Regions from separate parts of the Homo sapiens genome. Here region 2 is linked to region 1. A link is a contact called in ENCODE Hi-C or POLR2A ChIA-PET data. All regions are on one chromosome and are shown on one strand. The core of a region is the stretch at or near the end of the contact, and the rest is flanking DNA. Distances in the headings are between cores, read along the strand shown. Region 1 overlaps RPA3 (replication protein A3). Region 2 overlaps LOC124901586 (a long non-coding RNA gene).

The links. A loop is a pair of places that touch in the nucleus more often than their neighbours do. ChIA-PET counts read pairs that join two places held with the same protein, here RNA polymerase II (POLR2A). Pooled maps may share reads with other maps.
Region 2: a map of K562 shows a loop between it and region 1 (4-fold over the local background). The contact joins two enhancer-like sites. A Hi-C loop is called at or near these places in 2 of 168 maps with a recorded cell type or tissue (Calu3 and K562) and 2 of 50 pooled maps. POLR2A ChIA-PET finds 5 or more read pairs at or near these places in 3 of 52 experiments (H1, OCI-LY7 and PC-9).

Annotation. Positions count from the first base shown.
Region 1 is chr7:7,678,692-7,684,569 of GRCh38, reverse strand. The region is part of intron 4 of RPA3 (replication protein A3); the gene reads left to right. The region is part of intron 2 of UMAD1 (UBAP1-MVB12-associated (UMA) domain containing 1); the gene reads right to left. Among named protein-coding and RNA genes, the nearest start is that of RPA3, 37 kb to the left of the region's middle. Within about 2 kb of position 2,934, at least 10 of the 41 ENCODE cell types and tissues checked have a DNase peak (open chromatin) inside an H3K27ac peak, as active enhancers do.
Region 2 is chr7:7,892,523-7,898,400 of GRCh38, reverse strand. The region is part of intron 3 of LOC124901586 (a long non-coding RNA gene); the gene reads left to right. Among named protein-coding and RNA genes, the nearest start is that of GLCCI1-DT, 73 kb to the left of the region's middle. Within about 2 kb of position 2,485, at least 2 of the 41 ENCODE cell types and tissues checked have a DNase peak (open chromatin) inside an H3K27ac peak, as active enhancers do.

The DNA of each region.
Region 1 (5,878 bases), core at 1,685-4,184:
TCATGGGTGGATTCAACCAACAGTGGATCAAAATTATTCAGAAAAAAAAATTGCTTGTGGTTGCCAAGCGTGGTGGCTCAGGCCAGTAATCCCAACACTTTGGGAGGCCGAAAGGGGTGGATCACTCAAGGCCAGAAGTTCAAGACCAGCCTGGCCAACATGGTGAAACCCCATTTCTACTAAAAATACAAAAAAAAAAAATTAGCCGGGAATGGTGGCACACGCCTGTAATCCCAATTACTTGGGACTCTGAGGCATGAGAATTGCTTGAACGCGGGAGGCAGAGGTTGGAGTGAGTCAAGATTGTGCCACTGCCACCAGCCTGGGTGATGGAGTGAGACACTGTCTCAAAAAAAAAAAAAATTGCATCTGTGCTAAACATGTACAGGCTTCTTTTCTTGTCATTATTCCTCAAACAATACAGTAAAACAACTGTTTACATAGCATTTACATTGCATTAGGTATTTTAGTAATCTAGGGATGATTTAAAGTATATGGGAGGATGTATGTAGGTCACATGCAAAAACTATGCTCTTTTATATCAGAGCGTTGAGCGTCAATGGATTTTGGTATGAGCGGGGGTCTTGGAACCAATTTCCCACAGATACCAAGGGAAAACTGTATATTACTCATAGAAAATGAATTTTGGCTGGAAGCAGTGGCTCACGCCTATAATCCCAGCTGTTTGGGAGGCCAAGGCAGGCGGATCACCTGAGGTCAGGAGTTTGAGACCGGCCTGGCCAACATGGTGAAACCCTGTCTCTATCCAAAATACAAAAATTAGGCAGGTGTGGTGGTGCATGCCTGTAATCCCAGCTACTTGGGAGGCTGAGGCAGGAGAATCACTTGAACCCAGGAGGCGGAGATTGCAGTGAACAGAGACCATGCCACTGCACTCCAGCCTGGGCAACAAGAGCAAAAACTCCGTCTAAAAAAAAGAAAAGGAAAAGAAAACAAATTTCATTTCATAGGATCATGTATGAAGCTTTCTGCTCTTTTTCTATTTAATGATTTAATATATTGAAGGAAATGTAATTACCCAGAAATTCTGTGGTTTTATTTGCTTTTTGTTTATGGCTCAACTAAAAAAGAAACTGTAACTTTATATTTTATGAAGTCTTTTTCAAAGTGTCTCAACACATTATTTGATGACATACAATTATTAGAGAGTGAACTGTAGTGCTTCTCAGCCTTGCATGAACTCTAGAATCATCTGGAGAACTCTGGGGGGAAAAAATCAATTCCTGGGCCTAATCCCAGGACCTTTTAATCAGAATCTAGGAATGGGTCCCAGCACCAGTATTTTTTTCTAAGTATCCCCTAATGCACAGAAGGGTTAGAATCACAGAGAGATAGATCCCTAATTTACGTTTGAGTCAACTAAATCCACTGAGTCCCCGAAAAAAATGAATGACTTTCCCACAATTAACTGTGCCAAACAGAAGGCTCAGTTCTGCCTCTGAGTACAGTTGGCACCTCTCCTCTTCCTTCATGCAATTGCCTTTCACTGTACATTCAAGGAGTTAAGGAAGGGTGGTGTACCCCACACGGGGATGGCCTAACCTAACTTTTTCACCTCCGAAAAACTGAAACTGAAACGCTGCTAGATTAACAGGTAAACCAGAATCAGGTAACAGTGACTGAAAATACTGTTAATTCTATCCATTAGACACACAACTCCACATTTCTTAATAGAAAAACAAGCATCTACATCATGAAGTTAGTTGAAAAATCCTGGCATACTTGCTTTGCAATTTAAAGGTCAAAAGTAAAAACACAAAAACTGCTAAGTAAATTAAATGTAAATCGAGTTTTTCTGGATATCCCGATACGTGGGTAAGGAGACAGCGATAGGGTAAGTTACTTTTTAATCCATAAACACTCTAATTTTTTAAAGATCTGGTATACATTTTTTGTAAGAACAGGCAATAAAAATAGGAAGCACATGTTGAAAACCTGTTTAGTTTTTGTCACTGTTTTAATTAAAGCCTTCAACCCTAGACAGAATCAAAGTGACTTACTGTCCCTCATTCCTTAGAATGTAAATTTTTATGTATACAGCTAAATTTCCACTTTTAAATAAAGGAAACAACACAGCGATGAAGAGACTACCTTTAAAAGTTCCATATAAAAATATGATAGTTTAAATGAAGTATGTATATGTGGTTTGGTTCCCAGAATGAGGAATTCCATAGGAGATAATCTTAAAAATAACTCACTTATTTTCAATATCTGACTGATCATTGAGACTGGAAAACAGAAGGTGAGACTAAATTACATATTTCAATGTGTTTTAAGTATTTTAAAAGGTGAAATCCAAGCTGCTGTGAATTATTAAATTCTGGTTCTAAATTCAGCAAGTGTTACAAAATAATTAGCTTAATGGAAACTAGAAGTTCTTATGCCCTACTTGAAGAAGCACCTGCATATTCTGAAAACCATGATGCATTTCCCTTGTACTGTAACCCAATTCCTTTAATCTCTACAATAGTGTTTGCCCAATTTCATTCTGCCTGCTTCAAAGTTATATTCAATATTTGGTCAACAATATTAGTGAACCAACAACAATATCTAAATTGTTCCTTTTCATTTATATCCTATTACTTTTTGTTGTTATTTTTCCTTCTTTTTGCTATAACATAATAAGCTAATTCATGCTTTTGTCTTAGTTTTGGAAGGAATTATATCCTAACATTTACGCAATATCCCTTTTCCTAACTTAAAATAACTATGAGCTTGCCACTACACTAGTAAATTTGTAATCAACTTAAAGATAATGTCTTAAAAGTACAATTAAACATGTCATAACAGGAGAAAACCCTGGTAATTACGAATAGTGCCATGCTTGCTGGATTTTTAAATAGTAGTATAAGGCTATGAAAAATCGCCACCCAGTGATGCAAATGAAAACTGCAATTTGTTTTTGTGTAAAATGAGTACCCTGGAGGATTACTTCAACTTCATTACTGAATGAAGGAATAGCTATTACCTTCTTACGTGAATAGGAACTGGTTACAAGGGAAAGGATGTTTTTCTACAAGAACTTTTTTCCCTTATTCTTATTCGGCACCACTAGACATTTTACAGAGGCTAAAAGCTTTCGAAATCTTAATGCGGAGAAAGGTTTTCTGTCCAAATGTGAGCTAACTGTATATGAACAGCCCAGATATTCCTATTACCAAAACAAGTGTCTAGACTCTGCCCAGACCTGAATTTCAAGTCATGATGTGTTGATTCCATCAACTCTGCAATGCCATCTAATAATTGTGACCTAAAACCTATTTGTGTTAAGCAGAAATGCTTGCCTAGGGGAAAAGGTATTCTCAAGTGGAAAAAAATAGATAATTTATAGCTTAAACAACATAATTTACTCTGACCTTTCTAGAAATGGGTTATAAAGGCCACATAAGGAGATAATCTAACAAATTCTGTGGTGTCCATATTGATAAAAAGTTGTTGCTACAAATATAATCATGTTTATAAGTTTTTACTTAGCTTTATCATTTAGACATCAACAAACACACAAACCAACAAAATATATTTATTTTTCTGTAATGTACGTATTGCACACGATGCCACAAAAAAAGTTATGTGGATATATGCTAACCATGATACATGTGTATGCAACTAAAAAAACTATCAGAACTAATAAATAAATTCAGTAAGGTTACGGCATACAAAATCAACATACAAAAATCAATAGCATTTTTATATGCCAACAGCAAACAATTTGAAAAAGAAACCAAGAAAGTAATCCCATTTATAAAGCTACCAGTAAAATAAAATACTTAGGAATAAATATAACCAAAGTGAAAGATCTCTAAAATAAAAATTATAAAATACTGATGAAAGCAACCAAAGAGAACACACATAAAAAAAAATGGAAAGATATTCCAAATTTATGGATTGGAAGAATCAGTATTGTTAAAATGTCCATACTACCCAAAACAATCTACAGATTCAATGCAATCACTATCAAAATACCAAAGACATTCTTCACAGAAATGGAAAAAATAATCCTAACATTTATATAGAATCACAAAAGACCCAGAGAAGCCAAAACTGTTCTAAGCAAAAACAACAAAATTAGACGAATCACACTACCTGACTTCAAATTATACTAAAAAGCTATAGTAACTAAAATAGCACAGTACCGGCATAAAAACAGACACATGGACGAATGGAACCAAATACAGAACCCAGGAATAAATTCACACATTTACAATGAACTCATTTTCAACAAGGGTGCCAAGGATATACATTGGGAAAAGGAAGTCTTGAATCAGTGGTGCTGGGAAAACTGGATATCTATATGCAGAAGAATAAAACTAGACCCCTATCTCTCGCCACATACAAAAATCAAATCAAAATGGATAAAATACGTAAATCTAAGACCTGAAACTACGAAACTACTAGAAGAAAGCATTGGGCAAATGCTACAGGACAGTAATCTGAACAAAGATTTCTTGAGTAATACCCCACAAGCACAGGCAACCAAAGCAAAAATGGACAAATGGGATTACATCAAGTTAAAAGGCTTCTGCACAACAAAAGAAATGATTAATCAACAGTAAAGAGACAACCCACAGAATGGGAGAAAATATTTGCAAACTACTCATCTGACAATGGATGAACAATCAGTATATATAAGGAACTCAAACAACTCAACAGGAAAAAATAAAATAATCCAATTTTAAAATGGGCAGGCCAGGCATAGCAGCTCACGCCTGTAATCCCAGCACTTTGGGAGGCAGAGGCAGGAAGATGGCTTGAGCCTAAGAGTTCGAAAGTGGCCTGAGTAACATAGTGAGTTATTGCCTCTTAATATGTGTGTGTGTATATATATATATATATATATTTATCTATAAATTAAATATATAAATATATATTTATCTATAAATTAAATATATAAATATATATTTATCTATAAATTAAATATATAAATATATATTTATCTATAAATTAAATATATAAATATATATTTATCTATAAATTAAATATATAAATATATATTTATCTATAAATTAAATATATAAATATATATTTATCTATAAATTAAATATATAAATATATATTTATCTATAAATTAAATATAAATATATATTTATCTATAAATTAAATATATAAATATATATTTATCTATAAATTAAATATATAAATATATATTATCTATAAATTAAATATATAAATATATATTATCTATAAACTAAATATATAAATATATATTATCTATAAACTAAATATATAAATATATATTTATCTATAAACTAAATATATAAATATATATTTATCTATAAACTAAATATATAAATATATATTTATCTATAAACTAAATATATAAATATATATTTATCTATAAACTAAATATATAAATATATATTTATCTATAAACTAAATATATAAATATATATTTATCTATAAACTAAATATATAAATATATATTTATCTATAAACTAAATATATAAATATATGTTTATAAACTAAATATATAAATATATGTTTATAAACTAAATATATAAATATATGTTTATAAACTAAATATATAAATATATGTTTATAAACTAAATATATAAATATATGTTTATAAACTAAATATATAAATATATGTTTATAAACTAAATATATAAATATATGTTTATAAACTAAATATATAAATATATGTTTATAAACTAAATATATAAATATATGTTTATAAACTAAATATATAAATATATGTTTATAAACTAAATATATAAATATATGTTTATAAACTAAATATATAAATATATTTATAAACTAAATATATAAATATATTTATAAACTAAATATATAAATATATATTTATAAACTAAATATATAAATATATATTTATAAACTAAATATATAAATATATATTTAT
Region 2 (5,878 bases), core at 1,236-3,735, 210 kb before region 1:
AAATAATTGTACACAACACAGAACATTTGTTTTCAATTATGCACAAGAGCAAATAACTTCTGGTAAAGATTATGAGGACCTGGATTAGCTATACACTATGTCTCAAGTAGTCTTTTAAATAATCTCTGCATTGAATTAACTCATGGGTTAGAATTATAAATTACACAAATACGTCAATGAAAAGGAAAAGTGAGATTTCTTGTGGGCAGTATTCATCAGCAGTTCTCTAGGAAATCTGTCAACATACACAGTCACTAACATAGCACAAAGTTAATATAGTTCAGGGAGAACAAGGGGGAAAACTAGAGGCAATCAGTAAAGCAGTCATTTCAATTTAGAGAATCTTGCTATCAGAGAACCTGAGAGGAAAAGATTACAAACACACCGTTGGATATGCCAGCACTCCATGAAGTTATACATAGCCACTAGTAGCGACCTTGGGTTTTCTTAAATACTATCTGGTAATTTCTATTTTATTAGCTTTGCTTAGATATATTTTATTTTGGTTATTTATTTTAACAGGCAAAAATTATATAAATTTATCATGTACAATATAATGTCCTGAAATACATATATACTGCGAATTGGCTACATGGAGCTAATTAACATATGTATTACCTTACATACTTAACATTTTTTTGTGGTGAGAACACTTAAACTTTACAGCTTAAGTCTAGGAAACGTATTTTTAAAGTAATTGGGTTTATGTCCTAAAGTTAATTTTAGATGTTTTGAGGGTTGAGGGTGGAGACAGATGTTTCTTAAAGTTCTTTTCAGGTGACTTGGCCATATACACCCCTTCTTAAAATTCTCCAAGAATGTTTCAGTGTCTTTGTTATTTCCATGTTAACATGCAAGGGAAGATAATGTAGTTACTTTTTTTTCTCCTTTGATTTTCTCTCCTGTTCAGTTTTCATTCTCCATCCCTTTCAGCTCAGCCTCTACTCGTAAAAAACTTCCAGCATGTAGCTCCACTTCTCAAAAGCAGATATTGTTTTAGTCTAATGTAACATTAGTTTGAATATAGTTGTGCTTAAGCATTTGTGAACCTTTAACAAATCTGTCTTTCGGAGATTATTACAGCATGGTCCACATATGCTACTACTCTTGAAAACCACTAACAGATGAAGCTGTTTAGGAATTTTATGGGCGAGGGTCGAAGTGAGCGTTGAGTGGCAGAACCTGTGTCACCCTGTGAAGTGTGGAAGACACTAAGATATGTCAATCTCGGTGGAGGGTAACATGGAAGAGGGTGGTTTCAACAAGTCAAGCCTGTACAATGGCATTCACAAATCAACTTCTAATTTTCCAATAAATGATTATACACTCAAGATATTGCTCAGGACCTTTGTTTTTTCTAACTTTTAGCTTTTATATGATAATGTGTCACATTATACACAATGAATAATTAAATTACTTATATTACATATACCTGTAAATCTACTATACAATTTAAAAGTGAAATTATTGATATATTTCATAGACCCTAGGTGATCTCTGAAATTTTCAACAAACCCACCCCCTAGGAGACTACTCACTGTTTGTGGGTGTGAATGGATACCTGAACATGTTTGCCCCTCTGCAGGGTCGTAAAATATGCATCATCAACTTAAACACCCTCTGTACTCCACAGTGCCTTGCATTGCTATTATGTTTTAATAACAATGACAGTTTTACTTAATAGGGAAATTGGCCAATTCTGAGTGATTTGACAATAAGAGAAGTTGGTGTTTAATAACACAATAGATTGTTTCTTTTTTTTTTTGAGACAGAGTTTCGCTCTTGTCACCCAGGCTGGAGTGCAGTGGCGCTATCTCGGCTCACTGCAACCTCCGCCTCCCGGGTTCAAGTGATTCTCCTGCCTCAGCCTCCCGAGTAACTGGCAATACAGGTGCACAGCACCATGCCCCGCTAATTTTTTGTATTTTTAGTAGAGATGAGGTTTCACCATGTTGGCCAGGCTGATCTCGAACTCCTGACCTCAGGTGATCCACCCGCTTCGGCCTCGCAAAGTGTTAGGATTACAGGTGTGAGCCACCGCGCCCGGCCTTTTTTTTTTTTTTTTTTTTTCTGAGATGGAGTCTTGTTCTGTCTCCCAGGCTGGAGTGCAGTGGCACAATCTTGGCTCACTGCAACCTCTTCTTCCCAGGTTCAACAGATTTTCCTGCCTCAGCCCCCAGGTAGTTGGGACTACAGGTGCACACCACCATGCCCGGCTGATTTGTGTGTGTGTGTGTGTGTGTGTGTGTGTGTGTGTTTGGAAGAGACAGGGTTTCACCATGTTGGCCAAGCTGGTCTCGAACTCCTGACCTCAGGTGATCTGCTCACCTTGGCCTCCCAAAGTGCTGGGATTATAGGCATGAGCCACCGTGCCTGGCCCACAGTAGATTGTTTCTAATTGCTTGAAAAAATGTCCTTCAGAAAAGTCTCCTGACACAGAGTCACAAGTTAGGGCAGGGAGCGAGGCTTGTTAGACCTGGAGCCCAGTGGGAGGCAGCAGGTGACAGCTGGCATTTTCTCAGGAGAGACAGTTTACTCATTATTTTAGTGTTTGTGCTAGTGAACGCCTTCAAAGTGAAAGTTAATTTCCCTTTTGGATTACTTAGGATATTATTTTTAATGCTGAGGTTTTCCACATCCTTGGACAGATTTTTTTCCCAGAATGAGCATTTTTTTTTTTTAGTTATGTGGTTATTTCCAACAACACGTAAAAAATCAATCTGGGGGAGATTTTGTCATTTCCCATGATTTCCTTGTAGACATTCTTAATGACAGTCTTTGAAGAAAGAAAAACACAAAAGCATTTAGTGTTATGGATTAAAATGAAAGTTCAGTATTTTACTGGGTGGCGGGGGGTGGGTGGTAAAGAGAGGAGCGAAGCTCTCCTTAAAACATACAAAGGATGAAATTCCACCTACTCTGTCTAAGAATTCCAAACAATTAAAACGCGAAGTTTGAATAAGAATAAGCTTCAGGATATTAAGACCATTCTGGACCTGTCTAAAGTCATGCCTGTTTATTTTGCATCTGTCATCTCAAATATGGTCTGTTAGAGAATCGCAGGGACAAAAGCCCTTTCTTAATCTATCCAGCTGCCTCCCACCCCTGCCAGAGCATCTCTGGGCTGTGCCTAGGGTAAGAGAGGCAAGCCAGAGGAGCATGAAATCAACCACAGTTTCTGCTTCCTTTTCTCACTGCTCCCCCCAACTCCAGCTCCAATGCCATCAAGACCTCCAATTCTGACTGGCTGGAGCTGCTTCTAATGCCTGTCCATGTCCCTCTCTGCCAGCTATGCACACGGGGCAGCCTCTAGAGAGGAGCACGGTACAAACCAAGAAACACTCAATGTCAACTTCCTCAGAACTAAACTTTTAGGTAACTTTCCAAGCAGGCAACATTTTGGGGAATTTTGCTGTCACTTCCTTTGGAAGGGCTTCCTAGGATAGGTTTTAATGTGCTTACAAGAAGCTGTGTTTAAGAGAGTATGAAGTTATTAGATTACTCCAGTAGATAAAATGTACTATAAGCATGACAATACGCTGTGAAAAAAATCTCATATTTCTACTTTAATACTATGTAATGTTATGACAGAGTGAGTTCTTTGAACTAGTTGAATCTTGAATTATAAGGCAGACTGAATTCAGAGCAGATACAGAAGATGTAGGGATTTTAAAAGTGGCAGGGAATTTCCTCTTTGATTAGGTTTAGTGGTATCACCTTTTTTAGACTTTCTGTATGTTTCAAGTTAGATGAGAGAATAACAACTTTAGGAAAGCAAATATATCTTTAGTCTTGGAATGGCAAATAGGCTTCTTTCCCCTTTTGAATTGAAAACCAGTGGGCAAAGATCATTGTTATTAGAGAGAAATGAAAGGCTTACTAGAAATGTACCCACAGAGCTTCAATTGGACAAGCCCTAGAAAGTTCTATATACAAGTTAGGATCTACTTAAGCCCAGGGAAATATTGGGTTTGGATTACAGTGACTGAGAATGGCTGAATGTTAGTGAGGCATTTAACTACACCTAGACACATGAATGTCTTTAGCTTGAGCTCTATATTGTGTCTTTTAATTACACAGAATGTTCCTTTATGTTTGTATTTATGTGCTTAAATGAAGTTCTATTTTATTGGAGAAAATAATTGTGCTTTGGCTCTGTTGATACATGCCTATAGGAAATCCTAACCAGAACGATCTCACCTAGACCCTAGCATCCACCTCACAGAACCCAAATTGTGTGGTTCTGTCAAATGATATAAGACACGGGACTCAAATAAACACTTTAGGGAACATTTATTAGGACACTCACTTAAAAGACATTTACTGAGCGTCTCTCCATTTATTTTACTGGATACCAAAGGCCAGTACCAGAGATGTAAGAATTCCTTACCATATTTAAGAAATGAAAAGGGATGGATAAATCTGGACAAAGAGTTTTATCCCTGGTTCTAAAGGAAACTAACTTAAATTCCAGGGAATTTCAGAGAGTGTATGTTTTTCTATTTTTCTTCCTCAATATATATCATCTCCAACCTCACCCTGCCTTAGAATAAAGGAGATAAGGTGGAAAGAAAAAAATGAGCCAAATATCCAAAAGTGAAATAAACATTTGAACACAATCATGCAAAGGCCAGGGAACCAGAAACTGTTTCCTTACAAAGGATGGACGATGACTAGTTATGGCACTAACTGGGTACTGAGGTTTGCAGAAAGGGCCATAGTGGGTGCTTATTGACAGGAGAGCCTTAGCCTAGCATTTCATGACTTTTGTGCTTTCCGCTTTATCATCAGACAATTCCCTTCCTATAGTTTAGAGAAAAAAAAGCTGATATATGATAAAATGAATCCTACAACGAATTGGGGGAAGAGGCAAATTTAGTTGATTTGAAGGAAAATGATATTTCAGTAGAGATGAAAATACATATTCAATTATGTTTTTGCGAGGATGGCTAAAAGGTAATGAGACTTTCAGTCAAATATTTGGGACCAGCAACAATTAAGTCAAATGTGGGGAGGCTTTGTCCCAGTCACATCTAAGCAAGAAGAAATTCGTTATGGAATTTGGTACAGTGTCAGAGAAGACAAAAATCCAATGCTTAGCTATGAATATTTCTAAAATTATCCAGTGACTCTTCCTATATTTGAATTAATAACAGTTCCCTAGGCCAAAATGTAGTCTGGACTATGTGCTTTCTAGCAAATACAGTAGTTGCTAGTAGTTGTTACAATGATTTTTAAACCACAACTATCAATATAAGAGTGGCTGCTGTATTCTGTGAGCCATCTGTTTCACAGCCAGATGAAGTCATAGATGTAAAATGCAGCTATGAGTTATATTATTGTATCTCCATAATGTTAGCATCTCACATATATTTTAAAACCTAGGAAAAGTGTCGAAAAGATAGGGTACAGAAAGAATTACATGTCCCCTCTTCCAACCCCCAACTACAGATTTAGTGACTCAAAGAAATCTTAACTAAATAGTACAGTTATTTTCAGATAAGATATTTAAAAAGCAGACACAGTTACTCTCAAAAGTGATCTAGTGTCCATGTCTACTTCATCCTTTATAAAAAGCAAGTATTCTCTGAACATCTCATTCATGAACAGAGAGAATGAAAGTGAATTCACTGGGATGAATAGTGACTTTAACAACAGCTAAAGGGATGCATCTAACGAAAACACCCAGCAGGACTTTGAAAATTCACTCACTGCCAGGCATGGTGGCTCATGCCTATAATCCTAGCACTTTGGGAGGTTGAGGTGGATCACTTGAGCCCAGGAGTTCAAGACCAGCCTAGGGAACATAGTCAGACCCTGTCTCTATAAAAAATAAAAGAAACTACCTGGGCGTGGTGTCATGCGCCTGCAATCCCAG